Regions from separate parts of the Homo sapiens genome. Here region 1 is linked to region 2. The links are chromatin loops, found by intact Hi-C in ENCODE. Cell type or tissue: endothelial cell of umbilical vein. All regions are shown on one strand. Links, peaks and the distances in the headings refer to the core of each region. The heading gives the core; the rest is flanking DNA. Region 1 overlaps CCDC178 (coiled-coil domain containing 178). Region 2 overlaps CCDC178 (coiled-coil domain containing 178).

Region 1 (5,395 bases), core at 122-5,121, 68 kb before region 2:
GGGGGGTGGGGAACTTGGGGTCTGTAAGGAAGAGAACCCAGTAATTGAGAAGGGGAACACTGCAATGGGGATTGGACTTTGTGAATTCAGAATTGGTTCATAATGGTTAATAACTACTTAACAGTTATTACTCTATTACTAATTAATGGCTAATAGTCCATACTTATTAATCTGTCCCTAAGTTAAAGGAGCCCACAGAAAATCCAAAAGCAGAATATGAGGCAAATAGCTCTTTTTCACATTCAATTATCTTGTGTTAAATTCTTAAATCACAAACTTTGGCAATATGTAGATTAAATGAAACAGGGCTATAGTTACTTTTTAAAAAATGTTTAAATTTTTTAAGCTATATTCAAATATTTTATTTAAAGGAAACTCAGCAAAGGCAGAGTCAAATACACTGTTCATTCTTCTAATAGGACAGACCACCTAGGAGAAGTGAGAAGTGGAGGGATGAGAGAAAATTAATCTGTTCCATATTTCCAAAGGCCAAAGTTTTTATGTAATGAGCCAAAATAGCAAGGGAAAAAGAATGTGGCTGCCTAGTTGTCATTTGAATAATAGAGATTTACAGGTCAAAAAATAGATGAGGTTGGATTGCATGGTTCTGGGGTTGAGCCAGGTAGATTGAATAGAGGTAAATTCTTCTCTTGATTACACGATCTCATGTTGCACCAGAGAGAGGAAACTGATATACCAGCATTTCCCTCTCTAAAACAGTTGTCCATCCTGAGCTTCTTATTAATGCTATTCTTCCTTGCTTGGTTCTTTTCTTCACCAAAAATGTTTAAATTTAACTGAAGTGTTTTAGGGTATTATCTTCGCCATTTACTCATGTCCCTGATGTTCGTTACTGACTTAGGCCCAACCTTTCATACATGGGTATTGCACTCAGCCTGTAAAATCTTTAGTATAATGGTATCATGTTTCAACATAGCTCTATTTTATTTAACTTGGTTTATCAAAATGTACTATATCCAGAAATTGTTTAGAAGCCTTATTGTAAGAGAATTTTATGAAAAAGTCAATTCTCACCATCCTTTTTTCACTATTAGAAATAATAGTGATACCAAGTCTTAAAACTCCTGTTTCTCAAACTAGGATCACTATAATGTTCTGTGAAAAACTTCCAAGATAGATCTTAATTTTTTTTCAGCCATAGCGTCTACAGTCAAATACTGACTACAGTTTTAGTAATCACCGAACAAAGATTGTATTTTTCTTCATACAGCCTTAAAAATTTGTCTACTTTACCTGTATGTCTAAATCATACATTTGCATACTTCACCTCCCCCGCCGCCGCCCTGCTACGTTAGCATTCCATTGCTGATAGTCACTATAGACCATCTATAGTGACCATAGTAGTTCACTATAGACCCCAGATGTGCTCCTGCACATTCTGAGTCCTTTCAAGGAGTTAATCGTTCTGCCTCAGTCCAGGTCCATTTTTCTCTGAAAGGAATCTGCTAAAATCTATTATTTAGGATAAGTGCATTTCAAGTAGTTACAGTATACATGATGACTCTTTTATTGCAAATTAGATTATTTTAATTCTTACTAAGTTTATTTTGACTAAATTGATGTCAAATGAAATTTGACAGTTTTTCAACTTGAAACTTTTAAAATAAAAAATATTACCACAAAATATTCCTAATTTTTTCTGATAGTTACTCTTCAAGGAATTGCCACACTGAGCTTAGCCGTCAAGGTAATTATCAGGACCTGTGAATTATTAACCTAGAATCTGCTGCACAGATTTACCAACCCAGGAGAGTCTGCAAAGCTGAGCTACTACAGAGGGGGCTTTACCTTTCTAAACCTCAAGCTACCACCAGGGAAATTTGGGAGATTTGGGTCATAACTGTGGTGGCCAAATCTACTCCCACTTAATGCTTTTAAGAACATATGCTTTGGAAGGAAAACCAAGGTTCCAAAGAGTAGTTGAAAAGTCTAAGGCAAAGATGTTCTAAATTAATCTTGTAGAAATGAAACTGTGGATAGACAAGGGAGTGGCTTTGTATTAGTCTTGCATTGCTGCATAACAAATCACTACAAAGTAAGCAGCTTAAAACAACATCCAGGGATCATCTCACAGTTCTGTAGGTCAGAAATTCTGGCATGGCCCAGCTGGGTTCCCGGCTTAGTGTTTGACACACAAGGTGGCAGCTGGAGTGAGTTCTCACTCAGAAAACACCCAGAGCCGTTGCTCACTTTTCAAGTCCGTCAGATTGCTGGCAGGGTTTATTTCCTTATAGCTGTATGACTGAGGTTCCTGTTTTCCTGTTGGCTGTCAGCCAGGCATTGCTCTCAGCAACTAGAAATGCACTCAGGTGGCCCACTCCAGCTTCAAGCCAGCAGGGAAGAACCCCCTGTCAAAGCCCCTCTCACACTGAATCTCTTTTACCAGGAAAAGCCTACTCTCTTTTAAAGAAAATTTACCAGGAAAATCTCAGGCCTGGTTGATACAGGGTCCTATATTATATGCAGACATCACCTGAAAGCAGACAGCTATAGCACTACAATCACTTTCTGGGACAGCCATGAAGAACAATGGTGAAGGAGGATTCCCCCAGTGGGCAGCATTTCCTATGAGCAGTGTACCTAGTTGTTTATTTGGTCTGGATGGAGAAAAAGCCAGGGGCATGAATCTATATCAATTGATGGTCTGTGGTTAATAGTTTGGCTGGATGACCATGGACTACTAAGGGGCATGGTTAGAAAATTGATGAAAAGGAGGTCTGGGGAAGACAAATATGTATTGCCCATTCTTAATGGGCAAAAAATGAAGATATTTGTGTCTCATATTAAAATTTACCAAAAGGTCACCTCTGCAGAAGAAGATTTTAGAAATCAAGTGGGTAAGATGGTCCATTCAGTCAATTATGAATTAGCCTCTTTTCTCAACCACGCCTGGCATTGTCCAATGAGCTTCTGAACAAAATGGCCATGGTGTTTATGGCAATTAATGGGATGGAGGTTATGCATGGGCTCAGCAACATTGACTTCCACTCACCAAAGCTGACCTGGATACAGCCACTGCAGAGTCCTTAATCTGCCAGCAACGTAGACCAACTTGAGTCCCTGATATGGCAACATTCCCTGAGGTGACCAGTCAGCTACCTGGTTGCAGGTTGATTACACTAAACTGCTTCGTTTATTGGACACAGGAAGGGGAACATCACACACCGGGGCCTGTCGTGGGGTGGGGGGAGCGGGGAGAGGGATAGCATTAGGAGATATACCTAATGTAAATGATGAGTTAATGGGTGCAGCACACCAACATGGCACATGTATACATATGTAACAAACCTGCACGTTGTGCACATATACCCTAAAACTTAAAGTATAATTAAAAAAAAAAAAGAAAGAGACACTTAATCTAGATATGGACTTGCCTTCCCTGCTATAAAACACTTCATCTAGTTGTAGTTGTTTGGTAGGGTGACCCAAACCCTCATTCTTGAAGAGTGATGTCTATTCAATCCTGATCAATTGGGGTATTGTAGTTTTCCATTGACATTTATCACAAGACATGGGGGTACAAAGAGAGGCCCTGGAGGGCCTCCTTATTATTCTCATTGTGTAGTAGCAGCCCAATTTCCCCAGGGTAGTCAGGATCAATCACTGCAGCCAGCAGAGTAACCCCTGTCTGACAACCACAGACATACAGAATGCCTTATCATTTGGCACAGCATTTTTTTCTGACTAGTGAATTCACTCCATAGTAAATGAAATGTATTGATAGGCCAATGCTCATGGAAGTCACTGGTTTTATCATGTTCCCCATCATCCTGAAGCAGGCACTTGATATAATGGTGGAATGGCCTTTTGAGCACTCAGTTATGATAACAACTAGGTGGCAATGCCTCCTAGTTGGGGCATTGTCCTCTAGACAGGGGACAGAGCTGGGGCAATGTCCTCTAGGATGTGATATCTACTCTAAATCAGCCTCCAATGCATGGTGCTATTTCTCTCACAATCACCATTTACTGGTGCATAAATCAAGGGGCATAAATGGAAGTGGCTCCACTCACTATTATCCCTACTGATCCACTACCAAAAGTTTTGCTTCCCATTCTCATGATATAACTCTGCTGATCCAGAGGCCCAAGAACCAAAGAAAGAAGGACCTCTTCAAGAACTACAAACCACTGCTCAATGAAATAAAAAAGGACACAAACAAATGGAAGAACATGCCATGCTCATGGATAGGAAGAATCAATATTGTGAAAATGGCCATACTGCCCAAGATAATTTATAGATTCAATGCCATCCCCATCAAGCTACCAAGGACTTTCTTCACAGAATTGGAAAGAACTGCTTTAAAGTTCATATGGAACCAAAAAAGAGCCCGCATCACCAAGTCAATCCTAAGCCAAAAGAAAAGCTGAAGGCATCATGCTACCTGACTTCAAACTATACTACAAGGCTACAGTAACCAAAACAGCATGGTACTGGTACCAAAACAGAGATATAGACCAATGGAACAGAGCAGAGCCCTCAGAAATACCACACATCTACAACCATCTGATCTTTGACAAACCTGACAAAAACAAGAAATGGGGAAAGGATGCCCTATTTAATAAATGATGCTGGGAAAACTGGCTAGCCATATGTAGAAAGCTGAAACTGGATCCCTTCCTTACACCTTATACAAAAATTAATTAAAGATGAATTAAAGACTTAAATGTTAGACCTAAAACCATAAAAACCCTAGAAGAAAACCTAGGCAACATCATTCAGGACATAGGTATGTGCAAGGACTTCATGTCTAAAACACCAAAAGCAATGGCAACAAAAGCCAAAATTGACAAATGGGATCTAATTAAACTAAAGAGCTTCTGCACAGCAAAAGAAACTACCATCAGAGTGAACAGGCAACCCACAGAATGGGAGAAAATTTTTGCAATTTACTTATCTGACAAAGGGCTAATATCCAGAATCTACAAAGAACTTAAACAAATTTACAAGAAAAAAACAACCCCATCAAAAAGTGGGCGAAGGATATGAACAGACATTTCTCAAAAGAAGACATTTATGCAGCCAACAGACACATGAAAAAATGCTCATCATCACTGGCCATCAGAGAAATGCAAATCAAAACCACAGTGAGATACCATCTCACGTCAGTTACAATGGCGATCATTAAAAAGTCAGGAAACAACAGGTGCTGGAGAGGATGTGGAGAAATAGGAACACTTTTACACTGTTGGTGGGACTGCAAACTAGTTCAACCATTGTGGAAGACAGTGTGGCGATTCCTCAAGCATCTAGAACTAGAAATACCATTTGACCCAGCCATCCCATTACTGGGTATATACCCAAAGGATTATCAATCATGCTGCTATAAAGACACATGCACACGTATGTTTATTGCGGCACTATTCACAATAGC
Region 2 (5,395 bases), core at 56-5,055:
AGATATTTCCAGAAGCTGATCTTTTAAATTCAGATGATTGTAATTTTTCTAAAGTACTACAATAAGATTACATTTTAAAAAATCAAATTATAAGTCTGTCTTTTATACTATCTTTCAATATAACAAATTTCAAACTCTTCAAAATATACTTGTAATAACATTTTTAAAATCTCACTCTTTATATTGTGTGCTAAAGCATGTTGAGAAATCTTTCAAATCTTTGGTGCTGGGAGTTGAAATTTCCTGACATAAGCTAATACATTTTTCATCAAGTGCTAATAGATGAAAATGATTAGTTAGATCAAAGGAATGTATGCATAGTCTCTCACTATATATGTCAACATGACAAGTCAAATTAATTTTACATTTAGTTATTGCTCTATTATACATTACTGAGATATATAAAAAAGTGTAACTCTAAAATCATTTAACATTATTGTGAATTTCTATACATTAAAATGGAAAATCATTAACATTTGTCTTATATTCATATATAATCATAAATATATCCCAATGTCTCTTTAAAAAGTATATTTGCAATGTGACCGTTTGGTTTAATGATCAATTCTTAAGTAAGAGGAGCTAATACTATTGTTTTTAAAACATAAACATAGGCTATATGAATCTCAGTTTTTATTACATCACACCAATACTTGTTTCTTACCTTTTTCTCTAAAGAATTTATTTTTCTATTTATTTCTACATTATCTACCAGTTACTTTATTTTTCTATCTTGATAAATCTGGTTTTTAAATTAGGATTAGGTTATTTCACCGATATATGCATTTTATTGGCTTTACAACAGTCAAAATATTGTTTCAGGGGCTCTTTTTTTGTTGTGGTATATAAACAGAGAACAGAAAAAGGAAAGGCTGACTTTTAGGCTTTTGACAGGAGTCTTGTATAAGTGGAAGACTTTTAATTCTCAAATTGTTTCACTTCAATAACTCTTTTAAAGTTGTTGCGCCAAGATGCCTGGCGGATTAAGCTCCATTGCCTTTTCTTGTTTTGAACTAATGTATTCTTGATCACCGTTTAATGAAACTATATACCACATGGGAGATTTCACATTAGATAAGCCATGTGAAACCCTCATCAGACAAGTAGCTCTGGCTGGTGGTAATCCTTCAGATGAAAATTTCAGACTAGCAGGTTTTCCAATTTAAATGAGCCCCTTTAACTATAAAAAATTGGCACGGTATGATTGCTAAAAATTATTTTTAAATTTTTATGTTGCCAAAGTACCCTGGTGGCTGTGAAAAACAGAAATACTGCCGTAAATACAGAAAACATTAACTGGTCACTGAGGGGATCCAATTTACAACCCATAGAGACAACTCACACAGCTCACTGACACTGGCGCTATTGGGTTTGTGATAGGGCATTCAGCTCTGCTCCCCCCACACAGAAGCCAAGCTCATCTTAAATATGCAATTAAATAGATTTATTCTACAAGTTTCTCTAGTCAGTGGTTATTACTCTTACTTCATTGCACTCTGATCTATAGAATTTTCATGATGTGTTCAGGTAGCCTTTAGGAAGCAACAGAACTTGTTATGAATTTTCAATGAAAAATTATCTGGGGAGATTCACATGTGCTATTTAATATTTTATTAGAGTGATTCAGTTTATCTTAAAAGACTTATCTGTTCTCTATCTATGTTTACTCTAGCCCAGAATCACTGCCACCTATTAATATGTCTACAGCTTAAAGTATAACTAGTGGAAATAAGTTATTCTCAGCTTAAGTTTGAACTGTAGATTTGGATTTCAAACAAGAAGGAAAAAGAGGATGTTTAGATTTGTTTTTTAGTGTATATAATATTTTGTTTTAGCCTGTCACAAATGTCAATGACTTGTGCACAAGCACAGATTATGTCAAGAGACTATGCCTCTCTTGTTCATAGTATATAACATTAGTAGATATTTGTTTGAAAAAAATACTCATGATGTATTTACTTCGGAATGCCATTGTCATCTAATTTTGACATATAAGATATTGTACAGAATAAGAGGAAGTGTGCTACCCAAGAAGCAAACAAAGTAACGGCTACTTACAAGGAACCAAAGCTATGACTCAGTGTTTCAGATATGAGGAATAAGCAATGCAATCAATAGTTCTTGGCAAGCAGTGAAGGCAGGACAAAAGACTAAATAATAAGACAGTCTAATATATACATACATTACTGCCATCAACCAAACAGATATACACTAACCAGTATACACTGACCAGAAAACGAAGAACCTAGTAAGTTTAAAATAGAAAGTTGCTGCAGCCAAAGGCATTCAACTGTGCCCTTCTTCAAATATTAGTCTATTTTTGGGGGAAAACTTCATAGACTCAGAATCCTACAGGATTTTGTTTAATGAATCAATTGCTTCCAATTATATTTCCTTTAGTGATGAACTACCAGAGCACATTCTGTAATAGTGAAGTATTATATAGTTTACTAAAAAATGATGGGAAAATGTGTGCAGTTATTAACATAAGTATTACAAAATTTTAAAAAACTGACATCTTTCAAGGAGCAAAGTGGTCATTATTCAGGTTTACTTAACCTGCTCACAGTTACTTATTGAAATCAGGTCACTGTGGTATTACTGCTTCTTGTAACTAGTTGCACTGAAGTGAAGCAGAATAGAAAAGTTAATTTGCATCTATACGAGACCAAAAAGACTCAAGTAAAGATCTGTACACAGCTTTTTTTTTCTGAAAGTATGACAACAGCAATACTGTAAAGATAGCCATCTAATATCTTTCAGGTGAATGTGGGGGTGTGACTCCTTAGCCCCCTCTTCCACAGAAAGGTGCACTGCAGCTTAAAGAAATCATTTGAGAGAAGGTCGGGAAAGGGGTGTGCTCATCCTGCATCACAATTACTACGAGAAAGGGGAAACTGGAAAGTACAGAGGGAAACTTGCAAGGATGAACAAGAAGAGAAAACCCCAATTTCTTCCAGAGTATGCAGTGTGGCAGGGAAAGTCTTGTTTTAAAGAAAAAGGAAAACACCTTCCATGAAAAAATGAAGGAATGCAGAAAAGAGATATGGATGAAAGGGGTAAGAGTACATTGCGAATACTGCTTTAAATCTTTGCAAACATGCAAACACAGGGGAAAAAGCACACTAAATCATTATACTCCAGTATGTATTATTATCTTTTCTAGTATCTGGTTTATATTAGCTACAGTATGAAACCACAGTCTGCAGAGAAATTAAATAACCTCCTTTGGAACATTTTTAAAAAGAACGTTACAAAATAAAAATAAAGTCAAAAGTAGAAGGTTATTACACAAGGAGATCGCAGTAAACAAATATAGAAAAGACACATCAAAAATTTTTCTCACAAAGAGAAATTTAGATATATTTAGTAAAAGGGGAAGTTCTGATTTGGTACCACTTAATTTAAGGTAATCTTGAATACCCTTAACAAGAGCAGAGAAAACCTGGGCTTTTTGTATGAAGGTTAAAGAAGATGTTACATAGAAAGTATCATCTTAAAATGCCTATGGGTCAGTAGTTTCCAACGTTATTTTCTTGCTCTGGTGGTTCACCAGAATATCTCTAGAGTGAGAAAATGGGTATTGTTTGAAAGAAAAAAAAACCACTACACTACCACTACCAACACCACCAACACCAACTGCAACAACAAATCTCTCCAGGCTTACAGAGTTCATCTTTCATCTGCCTTAATGATTCCATATTTCATCTATTCAGTCATGCCTCTAAGAATAATTTATTATCTAATATATGTCAAGTATTGTAATATGTTCAAGTTAGATACATATGATGTAGTTGATGAGGCCTGTTTCAAGATGCTTAGTACTCACATAAATATGTACAGTACATGATAAAACTTGGAATTTGCCATTCAAAATGTTTAAAATTACATATCACTCTTTCTACTAGGAAATTATTCTGATTTTCAATCTAATAAGCTGCCTTACATGAGTAAAAGAGTGTGTATGTGTGTGTGTGTATTTTAAACTGGGTATTTTAATCTTAAATAGCAACTTAGCACTCTTAGCAGTTGTATATGGTGTCAGCCAATCCCAGACCACCTCTTCTGTCTGTAGACCAGACGCACTGACCATAGTATGTGTGTTAACAACCTGAGAAAGTATTTTCTTACATGTGTAGTGACCAAAACATAGTCAAAGATTATTTTTAAGTGACAATGTTCTAATTCTGCATAATTAATAAAAGAGAAACAAGGACGTAGTTGAGGTTAAAGTCTATGGAGCCATATGATGATTCATCAGCAGAGAAACTCTCCTCCCTGAGTTTCCTTGTTTAGTTTTATGTTGGGGTATTGAGATTGTTACTTTTTCTTTCAGCGCATCCTCGTGAATCTACCTAGCCTATAAAGGATTGCCCAGAGACCAAGATTTGGACCTTCTGCTAGACTGTGATGTTTTCATGTTGTTAACTTGGAAACTCTTTTCCAGAACCTCTTTCCCTCCACAATTCTAGATTAGAAGTGACCAATACGTTAACTGGTATCAGATTTGGAAGGTGGAAGTGAAGCACTGACTCTTACTTTTAGAAGACCTTTGCAGTCAGAGAGAGCAGTTGAAAGAGGTTGTGATGGACAGACAGACATGCTGTACTAGTCCGTTTTCACACTGCTATAAAGAACTGCCTGAGACTGGGTAATTTATAAAGGTAAGCGGTTTAATTGACTCACAGTTCTGCATGGCTGGGGAAACTTACAATCATGGAGGAAGGCAAAGGGGAGACAAGGCACATCTTACATGGCGGCAGGAGAGAGAGAGAGAGAGAGAGAGAGAGAGACTGAGAGAGAGAACTGCCAAACATTTTTAAACCATCAGATCTCATAAGAACTCACTCACTATCATGAGAACAGCATGGGGGAAACCAACCCCATGATCCATCATCTCCCATCAGGTCCCTCCCTTGACATGTGGGGATTACAATTCAAGATGAGATTTGGGTGGGGACACAGAGCCAAACCACATGATATGGCCCACCCTGTCTCCACTCCATGACTCCATATTCAGTTCATCTTCATCTGTAGCCTCTTTTTGCAATAGATGCAACCCTTTCTCTCCTGACGAAGGAAGTTACTCTCTTCTTGTATGACATTTCCTAATGTCAATCCCCTTCAGAGAAATACTGACCTCTTTAAGACACACCCTCAATACATCTCATTCCTTCTAGGCTTATAACCAGACTCAAGTTCAGGGAGGACTCAGGGATCAGATACAAAATGTGACCTTTAAGTATGCACCACATACATCAAAATAATGTCAAAATGTTAAAAATTTGTATAAACAAAAACTTGCTAGGTATGTATAGAAATTAGCCTAAAGATATTGGTTTATGGTGAAATAAGGCTGGATCAGGCCAAATTTATTCATACGATTGCACTAATG

Evidence for each region. A loop is a pair of places that touch in the nucleus more often than their neighbours do. Peaks named below come from ENCODE experiments on the same cell type or tissue, not always from the same donor. Only the 100,000 strongest peaks of a DNase experiment are listed, where the experiment ranks them.
Region 1: a loop joins it to region 2, with 2.3 times the contacts of the local background. A loop is called at or near these places in 4 of 110 quality-filtered maps.

Annotation. Positions count from the first base shown.
Region 1 is chr18:33,114,372-33,119,766 of GRCh38, forward strand. All of the region lies in intron 20 of CCDC178 (coiled-coil domain containing 178), which reads right to left. Among named protein-coding and RNA genes, the nearest start is that of CCDC178, 320 kb to the right of the region's middle. In endothelial cell of umbilical vein, for the core only: no CTCF peak of the experiment used is centred there; a DNase peak (open chromatin) is centred at 2,200.
Region 2 is chr18:33,182,324-33,187,718 of GRCh38, forward strand. All of the region lies in intron 20 of CCDC178 (coiled-coil domain containing 178), which reads right to left. Among named protein-coding and RNA genes, the nearest start is that of CCDC178, 260 kb to the right of the region's middle. In endothelial cell of umbilical vein, for the core only: no CTCF peak of the experiment used is centred there; a DNase peak (open chromatin) is centred at 2,018; H3K27ac peaks cover 2,207 bases.